2 separate regions of the Homo sapiens genome follow, and region 1 is linked to region 2. Evidence: chromatin loops called from intact Hi-C (ENCODE). Cell type or tissue: HepG2. All regions are shown on one strand. Links, peaks and the distances in the headings refer to the core of each region. The heading gives the core; the rest is flanking DNA.

Region 1 (9,965 bases), core at 1,313-9,312, 280 kb before region 2:
TCAGATCATAGCCCAGGCAATTTCACGTTTTAAGAGGGGACTTGCAGAGGTGGCTTTTGTTCATTCTGACAACACTTTTTTACCTCAGCTATTAAAGTGTACCCCTGAACACAGAAATGACTGTGAATTCACCTTCCAACCTTCTTTGCCGCCTTGACAATTGAAGGCTATAGCTGGCCCAGTCCTCCTTCAACCTGTCCCTGAGCTGTAGCCCCTACAGGGGTCCGGTGGCTTGATTTGATGGCAGATCTTTTCTGAGAAGCAGATGTAGCCCCAGGGGCTCAGGTAAATGGCTTTCCCTCCTTTCCCCCTAAAGCTCCCAAACAGAGGTTTCCTTTTCTTTCCTCCATTGAAAAATTGCCAGCACTCTATACTGTACAGCTAACCCAAAAACAGGCAATGGAGAATGATGTTAATTTAAACTTCTGCCTTATTAAGTAACAAAACCCAGAAATAATGTGATCAAAGCCAAAAGACACAAACTTCTGCCATCTTTCTTGAGATAAAAGCAGTAAAACACCCATTAAATGAAGGAGGCTTGGACACTTAATAAAAATAGCTAATTAAGTGTTGGAGTAACTTAGCATTTTGCCTCATGAGTCCTGCAATACTCAAGACTAGCCTGTATCCCTTCCAATCTCACTCCTTCCTGCTGTGGTTCAGGCCATCACATAATTCTTTTTTCGTTCCCTTCATTATGTGCCAGACTGTTGTATGTACTGGGAGTACAAAAGTCAACAGTAGACCAGATTCTGGCTCTAGAGCAGCTTATACTAGTAGTAGTGGATTTGGTGAGCAGGACAGAACAAGCAGGTGTTAAATTCTTAGACAAAATAAATCAGCATAAGAAGAATGAATGGGGGTGGGAGGAGACAGGAGCTGCGTCTTGGCCATCTCATCAAAACCCTGAAATGCCCATAACCCCTCTCTTTTTGTGTGTCCTGTTACAGAGTCTATTTTTCAGTGGTGTGGGTGAATTCAGTGCTATACAAGTTTTCTTCTCTCCTCCTCCTCCTCTTCTTTTTCTTCTAGTCTGCAAAATTTTTGAAAGTGCCTACAATACGCCAAGTATACAAAAAATAAAAGAGGCCCAGTGCTCAACCAATGAGGGCCCACCATCTGGCTATGAAGGCAGAAGTTCACATCAATAACCCTGATCAGGATAAAGCTGTAGTTTCCTAACTTTGCCAGGTGACAGAGCTATGAGCGGTGAGTTTAAACTGCAGATGCCTGGAATCCACTCCAGATCCTGCCGAAATGAAGTAGTGTAGAGTGGGAGGGGGACAGAAACACTGGAATTTTAATCAACCCCCCCATTAATTTCAACGTATAACAAAAGTTGAGACAAAGATTGAGATCTACAGTATCAAGGAAAACACACTGGACTTAAAGGGCAGAAGTTACTAAAGCTCCTTAGGACAGACCCGCAGCCTTATTAGGTTTGGGATTCTGAGCTTAGAATAGTAGCTAGGCCCAGGTGCAACTCATTCAATGGAAACATTAATGAAAGAAGATATAAGTTCTAATCCAGAATAAATCTGGTCCAGGTTCCTGTATAATAAAAGAAATAGTATCACCTCTGATTAGTCTTGTGTAATTTAAATGAAATAAAATAAAATATGAAAGAACTATTATTGTATTTTGCACATAATAGATGTTCTGAAATCGACGGTTTTCACTAGCCTTGGCTTCTTTCTATAGATCTAGATCATTGTGATAAATGCTGCAGTGGGATTTGAATTTCACTCCAACTTTCCTTCAGTTTTTTTTTTTTTTTCCTATGAGCAGGAAAATATTTAAGAGAAAAGCATCCTTATTTCCCATTTTTCTTGCTAGTCAATACTAATGGATGGATTTTTTTTCTTTTGCCTCCAGCCAATTTGATGAGAAAAGCACAGATAACACTCATCACTAGAAGCTGACTATATACACACTGGTAGCCAGGAAAATCCTAGAAACATGGGCTAGATGGACTTTTCAGGATCAACTGACTCAACCCTTCTGTATTTTACATCACAAACCTGGGGGCCAGAGAAGGCAAGTAATTTGTCCACGGTCACAAAGCCAGCTAATGGCAGAGCTAAGACAAATACCTAATGAAATGATGATTTTCAGATTTTCTCTCTGTGGTCTTGCACCCCAAGGATCATGAAGGAGATAGGGAGTGGGTGAAAAGAGTGGCGGGGTCCCTCCAGTCTTACTTCAACTAGAGAAAGTCAGCTTTTTATCTCTTTTGTATAGTTAAATGTCCTCAGTATAATTTCATTTGAAGACACAATTTTACCACTAAAGAGAATTGAAAAACCCTGCACTATACCACCCTGGAGTTTTTGTCACAGGTTGTATTATTTGTTTCCTTCCTACTACCTAACTCATTGCAACCATTATAAGAAAGCAATAAAACAATTGTACGCATGGTGCTTGGAGCCTAGAGTTTCCATGTTATCTTCCATCCAAATGTCCTTCTTGCCTAAAATAAGATCAAAACATCACGAAGCTTTCACTGAACATGTACAAGAGAACAAATTAATACAAGAGACCCCATAGGTTTAAGATTCCAAGTGCTTAGGAGATAGTGAAAACCAAATAAGGGAAGTCTTCTCAAATATAGTGTTGTAGATTTGGAAATAATTAATTAGCTCTTCATTATTAGAAAAGTATTTCAAATCTGCTTATGGTTAGAAGGTTAAGTCTTAAGGTTCCCCTTAAGACTTTTTAACCAAGATAAGTAAAATGTCTAGCTAGGATTAAAGGTAGATGTGCCAGGGGCTGCTACTTGCTTACCCAATGGCCATTCTCTCCTTGTGAACAAACATCAGTTTTACTAAAGGAGGAAATGGGCTTATCCAAATATGTATCCAACCTCCCTTGCAGTTGGGGGATGTCACGTGACCGTATTATGAGTAATGTGATAGGAGTATAAATGAGAGAAGGACTCCCGAAATATCTCTTAAAACAAAAATTGGCACATTTATTTTTGCCTTTTACTCACCCAGTTTTTCCTGTGTGAACATGGACATGATTGCTGGCATACCAGCAGTCACCTTGAGAGCAGGAGGATAGGAGTTATGCCCTAGGGCTGGGCGTGGTGGCTCACACCTGTAATCCCAGCACTTTGGGAGGACAAGGCAGGTGGATCACTTGAACCCAGGAGTTCAAGACCAGCCTAGGCAACATGATGAAACCCTGTCTCTAAAAGAAAGGCAAAAATTAGTGGGGTATGGTGGCACAAGCCTGTAGTCCCAGCTACTTGGGAGGCTGAGGTGGGAGGGTCACTTGAACTTGAGCCAGGGAGATCTGATTGTGCCACTGCACTCCAGCTTGAACAACAGCGCAAGACCCTGTCACGAAAAAAAAAAAAAAGTTGTACAAATGGAGGAGCACAAAGCTAGAAAGGCCTTAAGTCTTTCACGGCCTCAGCCTGAGTGCCCATCTCCAAATGTGTTTTACATGAGACAAAAATAAACCCCTAATGTCTTCAAGCCACCATTTTGTCATTGTGGCTGTTGTTTGTTTTGCTTTCTAAGATTTGTTACTAGCAACCAAACAGAATTCATAGCTTCGTAGGCAAACCGAAGTACTATAAATGAAGCTAAGCTTAAAAGCATTTCCTATGTAACAGGAAGCATTACCTGCCAAAAATCTGCCCAAGAAAGCTTGTTCAGGTGAGACTTCCTGACTTTTTTATGTTTTTCCAGCACTGAAATGTTGGAAAGTGCACATGAACAGTAAAGTACATGGGCAGCTATCCAAAGAGAATCATTGTATGTTTACCCAGCACCATACAATGAACAGTGCTGGATACGTGTTGTCCATGTGTCTATATTCCTAGGACTCAACTGAATAAAAGAAAGAGAAAATTCAAATCGTTTTCAAGACAGACTTATGTGGCCATTTAGGCCACACCACTAACTTTGACAAGACCATTTTCAGACTTGCCATATGACTGTAGTATTAAATGACATCCATATTTACCACCCCTTTGCTTAGCCTCTGTATCAGTTCTCTTAGGCAATGTAGACTAAAAAGCATAAAACCACTGAGTCTCAAGTAGGGCTTCCAAAGCCATGACGAAGCATAGGAAGTGTGCATTGAACACATTTGTATACGTGTCAGGTATAGAGAACAGCAGAGTCAAACAGAGCATGCCTTTTGAAGTCCTGAAGTTGACTAATGAGCTGGGTAGAAAATGGCATTGCGAATGTTTCCCTCTGGCCTCTGCAAGACGGAGGCAAGCAGCCACCCTCAGGATATCTGCTCAGCAAGGCACTGGGAAGATCACTGGGGAGCTCAGAGGCACTCAGATACAGTTATCAGCAGACACAGCAGCAAACTGGAGAGCCAAGAGTGTGGTCATCTAAATGCCAGAAGCAGCCTGCCTCAAAGACCTTCAGTGGAGACCCCAAATAGGAAGGACCAATAGTGGCCAATGATGCTGATGGACACATAAAAGATTGTGATTTACCTAGCGGCATTTTTAATTTCTATAGGCAGGCAACACTCTATACTTACATAATAAGACAGATTATAAAGTGTGTAATTGACAGATATACAATATATTCTATGAGTTAAGACTATACTGACAGACACAACAGATATACAATATATCCTGTGAGTTAACCACAGAAAGTGAGGCTTACAGAGATTAAATAAGTTGTCCAACATCATATAGCTCATAAGTGGCAGCCAATATTCAAACTCAAGCCTGTCTGCCTCTAAAGCCCATACCAATAAATCCTATACCATGTAAGCTCTCTAAGAGGAAGACCTTCCCAAAGTTAGTGGCTAGGGGCCCTTACTGAAGAGTTGTAACTAAAGAAAGGGTCCTTTTGCTTCGATGAAAAGGTTGGTGCTAACCTTTTAAGTGGTGGTAAAAAGTGATGCACAGCATTGGAGTGTGGAAACGTCCTTGTGTTCTGAGAAGAACATGTGTTGTGTGTTGACTTCTCCAGTGGATGCATGAGGTATATGCGAACAGTGGGTTGGAAGACAGCCTGCAAAGCTTTAAACTCCAACCAAAGTAAATACATGCATCTTATTGGGGTTTTTTAGGGCAGTTGTGGCCATATATTAAAATTTGAACTTTGTGCTTCAGGAATGGGGAATAAGCACAGGGAAAGTAGAGGAAGCCATAATCTAGAAAAATAATGGAATTGCTTCATAGAGGGCACCACCAAAGCTTAACTATCTCTGTGATAGTGATAGTCAAGTGCATAATTTATTTCAGCTTATTGCAATGTTGAAAATACTTCATGAATCCCTTATTTCCATCTTCATGAATCTGCAAGGAATCTAAAGACTCTAAGTTGGAAAACAATGGGCCTGGGGAAATTCACTATGGGGAAAAGTGCAGAGGGAGAAATCACTATCACAGAGACAGTTAAGCTTTGGTGGTGCCCTATACCAAGCAATTCCATTATTTTTCTAGATTATGGCTTCCTCTACTCTCCAAAACCTGTGATTGTTCCCCATTCCTGAAGCATAAAGTCCAAATTTTAATACATAGCCACAGCTGCCCTAAAAAATCCAGTAAGAGCCGCTAGGTGCTGCTGTGGACTATGGGCCGCTGGGGTCGGTGAAGGATCCCAAGATGGCTGGGCAAAAACTTGCTCTAAAAATCATTGACTGGGTAACTTCTTGGGAGAGCATATCCCGAAACCAAAAGGCCATTGCTAATTCCCTGACATCCTGGAATGAGATTCTTACCTCCAGACTGGCTATTTTACCTGAGAATAAACCATCTATTGACTGGACTTACTACAAGGCCAGTGTGGCCAAGGCAGGCTTGGTGGATGACTTTGAGAAGAAGTTTAATGCCCTGAAGTTTCCTGTACCAGAGGATAAATACACTGCCCAAGTGGATGCTGAAGAAAAAGAAGATGTGAAAACTTGTGCTGAGTGGATGTCTCTCTCAAAGGCCAGGATTGGACAATATGAGAAACAGCTGGAGAAGATGAGGAACTTAATTCCATTTGATCAGACGACCACTGAGGACCTGAATGAAGCTTTCCCAGAAACCAAATGAGACAAGAGAAAGTATCCCTATTGGCCTCACCAACCAATCGAGAATTTATAAAGTTGAGTCCAGGAGGAAGTTCTGGCCCTTATATTACACATTCTGGACATTAAAAATAAAAATACTTATGTAGAAAAAATCCAATAAGATGCATTTATATACCTTGGTTGGAGTTTAAAGCTTGCTAGATATCTTCCCCCTCCCCCGACTGCCTTCATGTACCTCTTGTGTTTACTAGAGAAGTCAACACACAACACATTCTTCTCTGAACATAAGGACGCTTCCACACTCCAATGCTGTGCATCACTTTTTACCACCAACTAAAATGCCCTTCCTTGTCCCCACATGGCAAAATATTATCTGTTCTTAAAGGCCTAGCTCAAATGCCAACTCCTTCTAGAAGCTTCCTTCAGGCCTGATGCCCTACTTTACCTCCGCATTGCCCAAACTGAATTGCCCCAAGAGAATGTATTGCCCTTTCCCCTTTTCACTTTTTTTAGGTCTCTATTTGATACTGTATTGCTACTTCTTTCGCTTAAGTGTGTCTGTGAGCTAAGTACCATAATTTATTCATATATGAATCTCTAAAACTTTGCAAGTTTCTGATATATATTGAACCATGAAGATAGAATGCTTGAATAAATTTTTGTAATATATAAAAATTATATATATTTATTGAGTACAATATGATTTTTTTTTAAACAGAGTCTTGCTCTGTTGCCCAGGATGGAGTGCAATGGCGTGATCTCAGCTCACTGCAACCTCTGCCTCCTGGGTTCAATCGATTCTCATGCCTCAGCCTCCCAAGTAGCTGGGATTACAGGCATGTGCCACCATGCCCGACTAATTTTTGTATTTTTAGTAGAGAGAGAGTTTTGCTATGTTGGCCAGGCTGGTCTCGAACCCCTGGGATCAAGTGATCTGCCCTCCTTAGCCTCCCAAAGTGCTGAGGTTACAGGTGTAAGCCACCATGCACGCCCAATGTGATGATGTTTGGAAATAAGCATACACGTAGAACACTCAATCAAACTAACTTTTGATTGGCCAGGTGAATGTCTCGGGTATAACCAGTAATCCAGGTGCTCCCCTTTTGGCACTCACCATTCTGACCTTCGAGCACTGATTGCTGAACAGATGCTATGGTGTGATCTCATTCATTCCAACTTCAGCCAGCAAAAGGGTCTCCTGAATACTCGGTGGAAATGTGTCTTACTGTAACTTCTAACCCTTAGTCCAACTTGTGTTTCCTTGAGCCTAAGTTACATCAGTCTTCCATGTGATAGAAATTCAGTATTTTACACTAATGGATGACCCAATCCTTCCAGGTAAGCTTCAACAGTGTTATCAAGCTATCAACAGTGTTATCGAGTTCAGTTTTTCTTTATACTTATTGTGCCTACAGTAACTTTCACATTAGTTCTTCAGAGTAAAATAGAGCTTCCCAAAAATTGGGGGATGTCACAGCTTCATCTTTGCAACGAGAGTAGGAACTTGGTCAACCATTAGTGTTCAGGCTTCTGGTCACAGGTGTGTGGATTGGAGAGCATCTGCTTTTTCACAAAGAGCAGCTTAGACAATGGAGGCCTCACGGGAGACAATCATGTGTAAGGCTTTGTGTCGGGGCTAACTGACCAGTTCAGAGAAATAGAAGAGTCATCTAGGAAGGTTTCCTCAACTTCCCCTCATCAAGATATATTTAATACTCTAGATTATTCTCTGCTGTTTTTCCAGAAAAGAACTTAATGACTTTCTTCTTCCTTTTTCTTAAATTGGAAGCAAGAAATATACTACCTGAGCAATATGACCATACCATATTAGGCTGTGCTTGTTGGAATAAGGAGTGTCTACCTTTAAAAGTAAATCAATACGTGGTTTTAAAGGATGCCACAAGTTAAGCAACATAAATACTTACATTAAGCTTCAGTAATCATTTGGGATCCATCCGGGGGAGAACAGCACAACCAAAAACCTAAGTTTGCCTCTGCAGGAGAAGCTCCAAAAAGCTCAGGCTGGGTCTCAAACAGTGATTCTCAACTCTGCACATTTGATTCACCTGGGGAGCTGTTACCATTAGCCAGGCCCACTCCTTTATGAGATTCTAATGCGAAGCCAGTATTGAGAATCACTGGCATAGAAAGAAAATGGCGGCCTGTGGAAGTGGGGGTCACCAGAGAAGCTGGGAACCCCTCAGAAAGAGAGTCCCCAACATCAGCAGAGAGTAGCTAATTTTGCTCATTATCCAAGAGCCTCGGACCACTGTGCCTCTGGCCTCCTCGGGTGAATAAAACCCATATGTCCCTGGGTGACCAAGCCAGTCACCACCTGGTGGTGGCTCCAAGCCAAGCAGCACATTCCCTCTGCTGGCTTCTCCCTCATCAACTTCTTGGGCTGCCGGATTTCCTCAGAGGGAGCCTCAGGACACAAAACGAATGGGGAGGTCAAGGCAGCTGTGGTAATAATACCTCCCAATATTGTAGCCTTCCTTAACAATCATCTCCCACCCAAAACTGCACTCAGGAGGAGACAGAGCAGCCCAGTAATAATGATCACATTGATAATTAAGTATCTAAGTATCCGCTATGTGGCACCAAGCTAGATGCTTTATATATATTTTTGCAAAGGTATATTATCTCTATTAATGGGGATATCAGCGCTCAGAGTGGTTAACTTGCCCAAAAGGCTAGAACGAGCCCAAATCTATCTGGCTCTGTAACTCATGTCTTTCTATGCCATATTGCCAGTCCTTAACTCTTACCTTCTACAGAGTGTCATTATCTGATCCTGAAATTAAATGAAGTCAGCCCAAGAAAACACCTCGGGGACAGTGGAAAGGATGGGGCCAAGAGATTAGTGACTAGTGTCATTCATACTTCAATGTGTTAACCAGTGAGTGAGGAACCAGGCAGAGGGAGAGATCAGCTGGGATACTCTGGAGAACCAGAATTTGCATCCTATCAAGCACTAGGGAGGGAAGGGGAGAGGAGAGTGAAGAGGGGAGTGAGTGTTCAAAGCGATCAGATAAGGCCAAGGTAATTTAACACTATAAACTTTGCTTTTTCCCTCCTAAAACCTGCTCCTCCTCTCTGTTCCTGCCAAGGAAAACTCATTTAATTCTTGTAAGATTAACCAATAATCATGGGAATGCCAATAAGTCAAAGGCAGGGAATAGATTTCTAGTTTCATGGCTGCAACTTGAGAAGACTGATCAGGAAGTTGGTGAGAAAAAGAGGCAGAGAGGGAAGGAGGAGTGTGGTTTGGGGTCAAAGGTGTAATAAGAGGAAAAACAAACAAACAAACAAAAAATCCAAAGTTAAATTTTACTCTGTGCTGAGATTCCACTCTTTTTGGCCCTAGCCAGAAAAACAACCTTTGTCCCATGGCAGCCAACTGGAGGGCCAGCGCCTACATTTTAGGTTAAGCCAAGAAGTGAAAAACCTAACTTTTAGTTCGAGCGTGCAACATTCCCAAGATTGGGTTAAATTCTTCCCTGGTCTCCTCTTCTCTCATGCAAACAAGGGGAGGTGGGTGCTCGTGCTGACAGAAGTTGGGATTTCATCTCTCCCTGGAGACCATATCTGCACACTGCTTCTTAGGTCCCTCCTTTGGCATAATCAAAAGGCAACTGCAGGAAGCCAGTGGTCAGACGGACTTTCCCACAATACCAAGTTAGCACCATGTCAGGTCAGAAGAGTTCTCTGAAAGCCAATACAAACAGAGCCAGGCTTATTTCCCAGAGGGACATCCCCTTTTCTCGGGCAATGTGATATCCAGATTGTTTCTCAGATTGGCCGCTGCCCACACATCCAGGCTGGCAAGCCAAGCCCTAGGGTTGATTTTCAAATCTCCCCAAATGACAAGCCTCCTCCCTCAGCAGGGACTGAGAATGACGGTGATCTTGGGAATCAGAAAAGGGGAAACCCTCCCTGTCCTCTATCCCTCTATCCCTGTT
Region 2 (9,965 bases), core at 1,131-9,130:
CACACCTACTGGCATTCCGCTTTTCCTTACTGTGCGCCAGGGGAAGGCATAATTCAATTATATCATACAACTGCAGCGCACCCTTTTCCTTTTTTGCTTTGAGGGGAATTTTCCAATTCCCAAATAAATACCTATGGCTCTAAAGCCGAGTTGGGTTCTGTAGTAACTACCGGGGGTGAAAAAAAAAAAAGACCCCAAATTGGCTGTGAGTTTACAGCCTGAAGCAGCTTATTTAGGCTCGCTGAGCGCCGTTCCAAACGGCAGGGCTCACGCTATTTCGGGAGAAGTTGGAGGGTGGAGAGAAAACAAGGTTATTTAAAGTGACTCCCAGAACGCAGCTTTCGTTCCTAGACTCTTTAGGTGTCAGTGCTTCGGCTCCAGTTTAGCACGGCACAGGCGGCCCAGCCTTTGATATTTAAGCCAGGCCAGCGCCCGGGTGAAACTACCTGTTGGGGGATTCTGCCGCCTGGAACCCTTCTTCTTCTGCGCAATACTGGCAGCAGTGGGATGGCTCTGGGGGTGCCACGCGAAGAGAGAGGGCGGAAGAGCCGGGAGCAGCGGACAGTCAGCTGCATGTGGCAGTGCCTAGCGAGCTGCTCCCGCGCCTCTGCTCGCTCTTTGAAAACTGGAAACAGCCCCCTGTGCTCTGTGCTGGGCCCCTGGCTGCGGAGATGGGCCCAAACTCGGCACGATTCTCTAAGTTCGGAAACCACGAAGCTTGCGCCTTCATGCGTGTCTAACATTAAAAACAAAAAAACCTCCTGGCGGCTTCCTGGGCTCCCGCCCCCACCTTGCGCTCCAACACCCGGCACTTTTCCCTGTACCGAAATTCACTTTACTACTTCTTGAAATTCGGAAAACTCCACCGACGCTTGGACTCGCTGCAACCCAGGGGCTGCCTAAAGCTCTCGCACGAGTTGCTTGAGGGAAATCACTCTCTGCTCTTGCGAGCAAACAGATCTCTGTATTTTTAAACAATCTAACTGAATGGGGGAGCGAAGCTAGCGAGGACAATTTGAGCAGTCTTTGTAGCCTGTTGGGAGAATTTTTGGAAGCTAGCGGGGTGGGGGTTTGGTCTCGCATGCGAACCTGTGGGAAGGACAGTTCAGGCTGGGCCCTGGGGCTGGAAGTCTCATTTGAGGAGCACACGGTCCCGAGAATGGCACGTATTTAACAACCTTCTTTAGGGCAAACTCTGCAACGGAGCCCGCCCGACATTAAATTTAGGGGGTGTGGAAGCGTAGACTGGGTTCAACCGGGAAATTTTCCCCGAGACGCCAAAGGCATTCCGCGTTATGTTTCCCATGCGGGTTTCTGCTTTTTGATAGCGAACCCCACTCCGTTTTGGGAGCAGCGAAATTTTGGAGAGCCCCAAAGCAGGGCTCGTTTGGGGTCCAAAGGGAAGAAAAGACTTGATCTGTGGCTGGGGAACAGCGGCACTTTATTTCCTGGGGCATGCACTTACATTCCCTACGGCCACAAAGCACCCAGCTGAAAACGAAATGTGGGCAAATATTAGGTAACTACGGAGAAGGAGGGAAGTTAGCCTCATCTTGTTTAGGATACTCGCTTTAACAGCGAGGACTGATGGGCTATGCGGAAAAAAGAATTTATTAGTGACAATTTCTTGCATAGGGATGAGAGTTGAGACTTCGAGCTAAAAGACGGCTCAGAACGCTTCCCGCGCGGCAGTCCCCCGCCTCCCTTAAAAAAAGTCATCCTGTCAATATTGGCTCTTAAGTCACACCCCCATTACCGGTCCACAGTGGCATTTCCCTTCCCCGTGTGCCCCTTTCTATACCCACTCATCTGGGCTTTGGATTGCCCATGATCTCTCCCTGCCTGGAAAAACTCGTGCAAACTTGCCCTTCACCAGGCACGCACGCACGGGTGGGCTTTCCCCAGGAGGGTCGTTTGGCGGCCCCGGGGACCCTCCTGGGCCTGGGAAACCCGGAGTATTTTCCAGCGCTCAGCCTCGGTGCCTCTGTATTATTTCGGTTCAGTCCCAGGGGCCCCGACCCAAGGATAATAAACAATGCCGCTTATTAGAGATACAAACGGGCACAGAAAAGAACCACACGGAAAAGCAAAGCACAGAGGCATTTTAACAAGTGGTTAGGCATTCAGGGCAGCCTGCGAAAGTGACGCAAAATTAAAAACGAAGGGCGTTTCTCTAAGAAAAAAACAGACTTTCACAGAATGCAGATTTTGTTAAAACATGATGGTTGGAACTACGTTTAGTTTGGTTTTGCCTCTGGAGATCAGTCGGAGTTGTTGCTACCTGCCCTTGCCTCGCTGCAAATCGCCACCCCCGCTGCCCCCAATTCCTATAGGGCGAAAGACCTGGGTGGGGTGGGGGGGGAAGTTGGGGGTCTTCTAGCTGTTGGCATGCTCTGATACCGTTATTCCAGATCTCTCAAGAATTGAAAACACGACCTCCTCTTTAGGGAGGGACAACAGGGGCTTTAGGGGGAGATGTATAATATCAGGCGCTGCCAGATGATTCAGAGATACAAAAAAAATTCCTCTTTCTTTTTAAAATGTAAATGCAGATACCTTATGGGCGCTGATCGTGAGAGTGGGGGCTAGGGATTCCTCCCTGGGTGCGGGTGTAACCAATTTCTGGTCTGCCGATGGCCTTGGGAAAGGGCCTCCCATCTGCTTCCAACAACCCCCTTACAATGTCAGAAAATCTTCCTGCCTGCAAATATTGGCACAAAGCTGTTTCGACAGGCGGTGCTGCTTTAAATAGGAAGGAGACCGCGGGGCAAAAGAAAGTCGCGACCTTTCTACCCACTAGACTACCTGCCTCCTATCCCCCAAAGGCCAAGCTTTGGCAAAGGAGACTCGGAGGGAAATCTCCCGTTCTGAGTGGCGTAGGAAATGAATCAGCTGTGTGTTCCAGGAACAAATCTTTAGTTGGTTTTCAGGAGTTGGAGTGCATAAAAAATAGGTATCCCCAGACTAGCTGCTAAGCAGGGAGAGGATCATGTTTGGGCATCTGCACCTCCTATGGTCCAGTCTCCCCACTTTTTTTGGTTGTTGTTAAGATAAAGTTTATGCTGGAAGAAACTTCAGAGGTGCTTTAGCCCAATTCTCTTGGGCAGTGGGTTCCTTCTGACTTTGCCGAAAGTAATTTGTCCAAAGGGCAGCTCTGCTCCTGGATCTGCCTAGGGAGGCCTGGTCTCAACAGCGCCAGCCCTGTGCCCCATACAGAACTCTCATCCTAGGGAGCTGGGCTAGGGCTGGCTGTGTCCGGGCCAGGGATGCCTGGACCTTGAATCACACCCCTTCTGCCTACCAAGGGCATCTCCCCTGTCAGGAAATGATCGTGGTGCCAACTGCACTCAAGGAACACCTCAAACCTTCTTTTCTCACCTCCCATCCTACGCTGATGGCCCTATACTGTTCACACATTGTTTCCTGATTTAATTTCTGTACTTGCTTTAGAACTTATTCAGCTATCTCCAGCCCTTTCTGTCTATCCTAGATGACAACTTCTCCTAGAAAGAGTTTCTGTCTGATGAACTCAAACTTAAGAAGCCTCCCTTGCAAAGACTGTGACTGAATTTTAGAAGGTATCTCAGGCATTTTGGGTGGTGAGCATGTTGTCCTGTCCTTCTCACCATTTTTCAAATCAAGTGGCTTGTGTCTCATTGCTTTACAGATAAAGAAACTGAGGCACAGATTCCTTCCTATGCAGGCCTTTGAAAAGCAGCTACTATGTTTACATAGATTCCAAGGGACTTGACTTACTAAAAGGCATACATGGATCTGAGAGCAGAGTGTGCCACAGACCCCGGGTCTCTTGATTTGAGGTCCCATTTGCCCACAGTTCTGACGGAAGTATATAGCTAACAATAAACTACTGTTGAGTGAGCATCAACTGTGCACCAGACCACGTACCATGCCAGATATGTTACATAAGTCATCTTTGCAGCAACGCTAAAGAGCATCATTAACCCCAATAAAATTTTAAAAATAAAATCATAAAAGGAACACATGCGTAAATCCAGATACTTCAAATAATAGAAAACAGCATAAAATGAAAGTAAAAGTCTCCTACCCTGCTCCGTCTCCTGGAATTACACTGATTTTTTCATTTTTTTTTGGTGATGTATTTGTATATATAATAGATGTTATCATTATTTTATGAGTGTGGAGTTGGGAGGCTCACCACCAAGATAACAAACCATGGCTACCTGTCTCCGGGCTCAGCACTTCCCGGTACTCTACATTAGCTAAGATGAACGTGGAAATAAAGAAGTGAGCGAGGCCACAGGTAAAAAGAAGAGTCGGGTCAGAATTGACATCACCGCTTCTTTTGCACTGTTCCTCCTGCCCCTGCCTGGCTCCTGAGACCACAGGCTCCCTCAGTGTATGTAATCTGATGATCTTCTATGGTGGCTGCATTTCTTCCAGGCCTTGGTGCAATTGGACAAGCAAGTGTTTCCATGCTCTGTCACCCGGGCCCTCAGTGCTGTTTCTACGCTGTACTAGGTCTGGTCCTGAGGCAAGCCTCTAAGCTTTAGATTTCACTGCTTATCTCTCAGCGTTGTTGAGAGGCTCCAATAACAGACAGGGAAAGGACTGTGTAAACTTGGAATCTCTCTATGTAAACATACAGCTGCTTTTCAAAGGCCTGCATAGGAAGGACCCTGTAGCCTTTCCCTCTGGAACAGAGGAGTTTCAGGAGTCTTTGTGAAAGAGTACGTTTTTGACATCTGAGGGTTTGCATTGTGTCCGTTTGTGTCTATAGGGGCAGGGTTAGGAGTATGTCTTAAAGTAGAAGAGGATGCTCATTTATTACTGAATCTTTGGAATCAGGAGACTTTGGCAAGGGTCAAGTGGATTTCTTTCTGCTGGAGGGCACACAGAGGCAAGCTGGTGGGGTTACAAGGAGGCAGTTATCCTGCTTGGGGTGCACCATGGGTTGGTGAGAATGGCAGAGGTATGGTGAAGGTGCTGCAGCCTGTCCCTTTGGGTAGGTAGCTACTACCAAAGGCTGTCCTTAGACTGTAGGGGCAGACAGAGGGTGGTGAGGGATAGGTCCAGGCCGCGTGAGCTTCCCAGACATGTTATTTAATTTGTGATTGTTTTTGTGCGTGGAAAGGGGAGGGATATTAGAGGATAGATGTGACAGTTCTTCTGGGAAGCTGGTCCTGTTCTATAGGGTTCTTCATTCAGGAAGAATAGCCAAAAACATCCTGAGTTCAGAGGCCTGCAAGTGAGAACAAATGGTGGACCACTGCTAGGGTGTCCTTGGCAGAGCGGGGGAGCTCCTGGAGAGGGGTCTCTGAACTGCTGCATCCCTGCACCCTGAGAATCTGAGCATGAGGAGGAAGCAGAAAATGGCTTTAAGGCGAATGAAGGGGGCTGGGGAGTGGGCTGGTTCCAATGAGAGAAACTGAAAGGAGGGAAGTCAGATTTTTCTTGACGGCCCAGTCTGGCTTCATTCTTCAATACCTGTCAGGACAAAGGCTGCTGCGCCCCCTGGTGTCCGACTGGCCGCCGATGCCTGCGAGCTGACGTGGAGACCCGCAGGCGGTGAGACCCGGGGACCAGCTGGAGGAGTCCACGGGTCAGATGCCTTTTCTTCCATTTGCTAAGGGAGTTGAAGTTGAAATAGCCGTTGCTTTGTCCGTTCTAGAGTCCAAATAGAGACTCTAGTGGAGAGCGAGAGGGGTTTTGTCTTTTTTTTTTTTTTTTTTTGCATGCAATTGAGGCTGACAGGACAATGCCTGTTTAGAAGTAGCCTGGTGCAGTGGAAAGTACGCTCATCTGAAAGAAAAGACCTGCATTTTAGGTGGAGAGCTGATCTGGGGCAAATCACTTAAAATGTTCCAACCTCCCCTTCCTTCTCTAAAAACCAAAGGGGTTACAGTAAGATGTCTGTAAGGTGTTGTCTGAACTCTAATGTTGATTGGGATTGATTAAATCACTAATACACCGCACCCTATTTTCTCAGAGCCTTGCAAATTTGACATTATTTTTTCAATCTACAGGCAGGTGCAAATGTTATGTTTCAGCATCATGAGTTCCCTAATTGTGAGCAAAGATTTTAGTGTCTCCTTTCCTTTTAAAAATAAAAAAATAGCTCTTTTGAGCACAGAACCTCCCTCACCACCACCTTTTGTGGAGCCTCCTGCAAGAAAGCTGCAGAGTGAACAGGGCTTCAGTCTCTGCTCTGTTTCTTTTAAAAATAAAGTACTAAAGTATTGTGCTGGAAATTCTGCTACTAAGTGTTACATGTGGTAGGTGTGAATATATGCTTCAATAGTTCCAGGCACAAGACCAAAATCTTCCCCAGAATTAGCAGAGTTTTCAGCTATAATCTGGCTAACATTTTTCTACAAATAGGTACAAAGACCAATTTGAGAGTACGGTCTCTCTAAGGGGCTACATGGTTGGGTTTCCATTGAAATTTAGGGCCATCCCTTGTACAGTCAGGTGAATTTTTAAGTGGGATCAGCCCTGGGGAATAATTATGTAGTCGCTGAGGGTTTTTCTCTCCTAAAATCTCCAAATCTAGTTTCTGAGGTGAGCAGTCAGTTATACCTCATGGCAATTTTTTCCTTCAGCATTGCATTTAAATGGTTATCTCTATGTAATGGGTACTCTGTGTGTGTGTGTGTGTGTGTGTGTGTGTGTGTGTGTAGAAATGGATTGTCCCGTGAAGGATCACTTGAACAGCAACCTTAGCTTTACAGATGTGAAGGGAGTGTGTAGCCCTTGTCCTGTTGTGAACACTGTCACTATTCCTTGTGCGGCAGGGGAGGAGCAGGTCTCTCTAAATGAGAGAAGCGAACCAGAGGAAGAACAGCAGCACAAATGAGATGACCTATAGCAACCGACCCCTGCTTCAGGGATGGGGAGATGCTGTGTGTGTGTGAGCATGTTTGGGTTGGAGTAAGCACAGTGACTTGGAACACTGCACCCCTCCCCAAAGGGAAAAGCTGTGTTACAGGCTGAACTGTGCCACTCCAAAATCACCCTTGATACCTCAGAATGTGACTGTATTTGGAGATAGGGCCTTTAAGGGGGTACTTAAGTTATTATGAAGTGGGCCCTAATCCAGTATGACTGGTGGAGTCCCTGTAAGAAGTGATTAGGACACAGACATGTATAGAGGGAAGACCATATGAAGACGGAGTAGGTAGCCATCTACAAAGAAAGAGGCCTCGGAAGAAACCAACCCTGCTGACAACTTGATCTCAGACTTGAGCCCCTAGAATTGTGAGAAAATAAATTTCTGCTGTTTAAGCCACCCAATCTGCAGTATTTTGTAATGGCAAGCGCAGCAAACCAATACAACAAGATGATACTCTGCACCAGCCCATTATGTACAGCCATTTGGAGATGCAGACCCAGGGTTACCAGATTCTCTATTTGAAGAATCTTTTGCTTTTTAAATATTGGCAGCAGGGCTGGCTTCCTGGGTGTGTGTCCTTTGCAGTCACACGGGATCCCATACTTAGAAGTGCCCCACGTTGGCTTAAATACCCTGCTTGCCTGGCCGGCTGCAGTGGCTCACGCCTGTAATCCCAACACTCTGGGAGGCCGAGGCAGGTGGATCACAAGGTCAGGAGTTCGAGACCATCCTGCCTAACACGGTGAAACCCTGTCTCTACTAAAAATACAAAGAAATTAGCCAGTCGTGGTGGCGGGTGCCTGTAGTCCCAGCTACTCCGGAGGCTGAGGCAGGAGAATGGCATGAACCCGGGAGGCGGAGCTTGCAGTGAGCTGAGATCACGCCACTGCACTGCAGCCTGGGTGACAGAGCGAGACTCCGCCTCAAACAAACAAACAAATAAAAAAAAAAAAAAAAGGCCAATTTGCAATTCTTAAACTTTCAACAACGGGCTTGCATTTTTGCATTGCACTGGTCCCTCACAAACTGTGTGGCCAGTGCTAGCTGACAACTAGTACACGTTTTAAATAATGTGCATATTAAGATTATGGGGTCCCAAACAAAATATGCCTGAGGCTGGGGCAGCGTGAGACACTAGTACGCACTTTTTGTCACTAACTGGATTAAAACTTCCCATTCTCTGGTAGTCACTAGGAGGGAACTTATGGATCCCAGAGGTTTTCTTGAAGTGGGAAAAAGAAAGGCACAGATACTCCCCAGGATGTTATTTCCCAAGATTCCACATGAGCTAGTGTGGCTCGGACCAAGATTTTCTTTTCCCAGGGATGGATACTGAGGATTTCACAATAAGAATATCTTGAGAAAAGGCCCCACACGAGGAACTAGTGTTTGGGGTTGAGGGCTAAGTTTAGCCCTGCATGTGGCTGATGCTGGTGGGCTTTGGGAAGCTGGAGCTGAATATGCTACCCAGAATGGTCAGCAAGGCCCTGAGGGGCAGTGCAGCCCCGTGTAAAAACAGCACCGAGACAGAGCAAGAAACAACAGTGAGAGCAGGACTGATTTCGTCTCCTGTTTTTTGCCTGGGGTTTACGAGCAGGACTCCTCTCTTGCACTCCACCAGTTTCAGGATTATTAAGGGGTCCTCAGCTGGGGTGAGTTAGGAGGGCTGAGCTGGAGAGTAAAACTGGATGGTCTGAGGGTCTGGGTGATCCTGAGCACTTAATTATGAATAATGATACACTTCAGTTTTATAGTGCATGCCATACCAGTGGATTCTAATTTGGAAGGGAAACTTTTGCTCTTGCTGAAAGGAATGTCAGTCACCGGTGAGTGGTCATGGGGCTGTTATGGGGAGATCCTGTTTTTAAGGATATACACTGATTTATAGAAGCTCACTGAAAATATTATAGCGGAATGTTTGGTCAGGAGGTCTGCTTTTCTAGTTCTATTTCTGCTCAGTACTGGCTAACTGAAGAGTGTAAATTTTAAAAGAAGTAATTTCTTATGCACACTGTGCAAAATCCCTCAGGGGAATGAGTGAAAGACTGTTTGAAATGCTCTGAATTTCTTGGAAAAGAGTTGCTGTATAAATTAATATAGGGCCTTCTTTTTCATTGCAGGTCTGCAGGACACACCAAAGAACTCCTCCAAGTCACACAAGGGAGAAAATTAACTTCATTGGCTTCTATCAGGAAAGCTATTTTTTTTTTCCTCTTCTTTCCTGCAAGTTTCCCAAACCCCATGACTCTGATTTCCAGGTCAGAGACTAAGGTTTTATTTTTCTTACTCTGTATACTTTATATGTGGAGAGTCCCTGAAGGAACACTGTGATGGGCTGATTACTGTGAGCCAGTTGTGGGCCAGACCTGGCCTCAGGTGCTGCAAAGGGAATTCAGTCACCCCTGTGCAGTGATCTGTGAGCCCCAAGTCAGATCCAACTTTTTCCTGATAGACAGCACCCTCCTCCTCCCTACCAAGAAATAGCAGGGTTGGAGGTAGTGACCCAATATTCAAGAGGTTTGAAATTCTACATGAGATATTTCTGAGTTAACTCCTAAATAGCAGTTTCCTTAATCATGTGGAAAATAAGAACACTTACTAAAGAGACCATTGGTTTAAGAGAAATGGAAACTTATGTCCACGTAAAAACCTGTAAATGAATGTTCACAGCAGCCTTTTCATAATAGCCAAAAAGGGAAAGCAATCCACACGTCCATCAACCAATGAATGGATAAACTTAACGTGGGATATACGTGTAATGGAATGCTATTTGGTGAAGAAAGAAATGAAATATTAATACATGCGTTAACAAGGATGGACCTTAAAATATCATGCTAAGTAAGAGAAGCCTGTCACAAAAGAATATGTATTGTACCATTCTACTTATATGAAATTCCTAGAATAGGCAATTCTATAGGGACAGAAACTAGACTAGTGATTGGCTAGAGCTTGGGGAGAGTTTGGGGAGCCTGGAGGATGACAGCAAAGTGGTGCAGAGTTTCTTTTTAGGTTGATTAAATGTTGTAAAATTAATTGTAGTGATGGTTGTGCAACTTTGTGATTTTGTTAAAAACCATTGCATTTTGCCCTTTAA

What was found. A loop is a pair of places that touch in the nucleus more often than their neighbours do. Peaks named below come from ENCODE experiments on the same cell type or tissue, not always from the same donor. Only the 100,000 strongest peaks of a DNase experiment are listed, where the experiment ranks them.
Region 1: it touches region 2 in a loop (16-fold over the local background); 6 of 110 quality-filtered maps call a loop at or near these places.

The regions. Positions count from the first base shown.
Region 1 is chr9:14,063,342-14,073,306 of GRCh38, forward strand. It overlaps the pseudogene ATP5PDP3. Among named protein-coding and RNA genes, the nearest start is that of LINC00583, 140 kb to the left of the region's middle. In HepG2, for the core only: CTCF peaks have their summits at 5,545 and 8,338; no DNase peak of the experiment used is centred there.
Region 2 is chr9:14,348,161-14,358,125 of GRCh38, forward strand. NFIB-AS1 (NFIB antisense RNA 1) reads left to right here. Exons shown (of 2, transcript NR_186536.1): 2 at 8,992-9,965. It also overlaps a transcript of NFIB not described here. Among named protein-coding and RNA genes, the nearest start is that of NFIB-AS1, 36 kb to the left of the region's middle. RefSeq lists enhancers at 642-1,141, 7,622-8,121. In HepG2, for the core only: a CTCF peak has its summit at 5,497 (motif pointing left); DNase peaks (open chromatin) are centred at 4,571 and 5,501; H3K27me3 peaks cover 3,971 bases.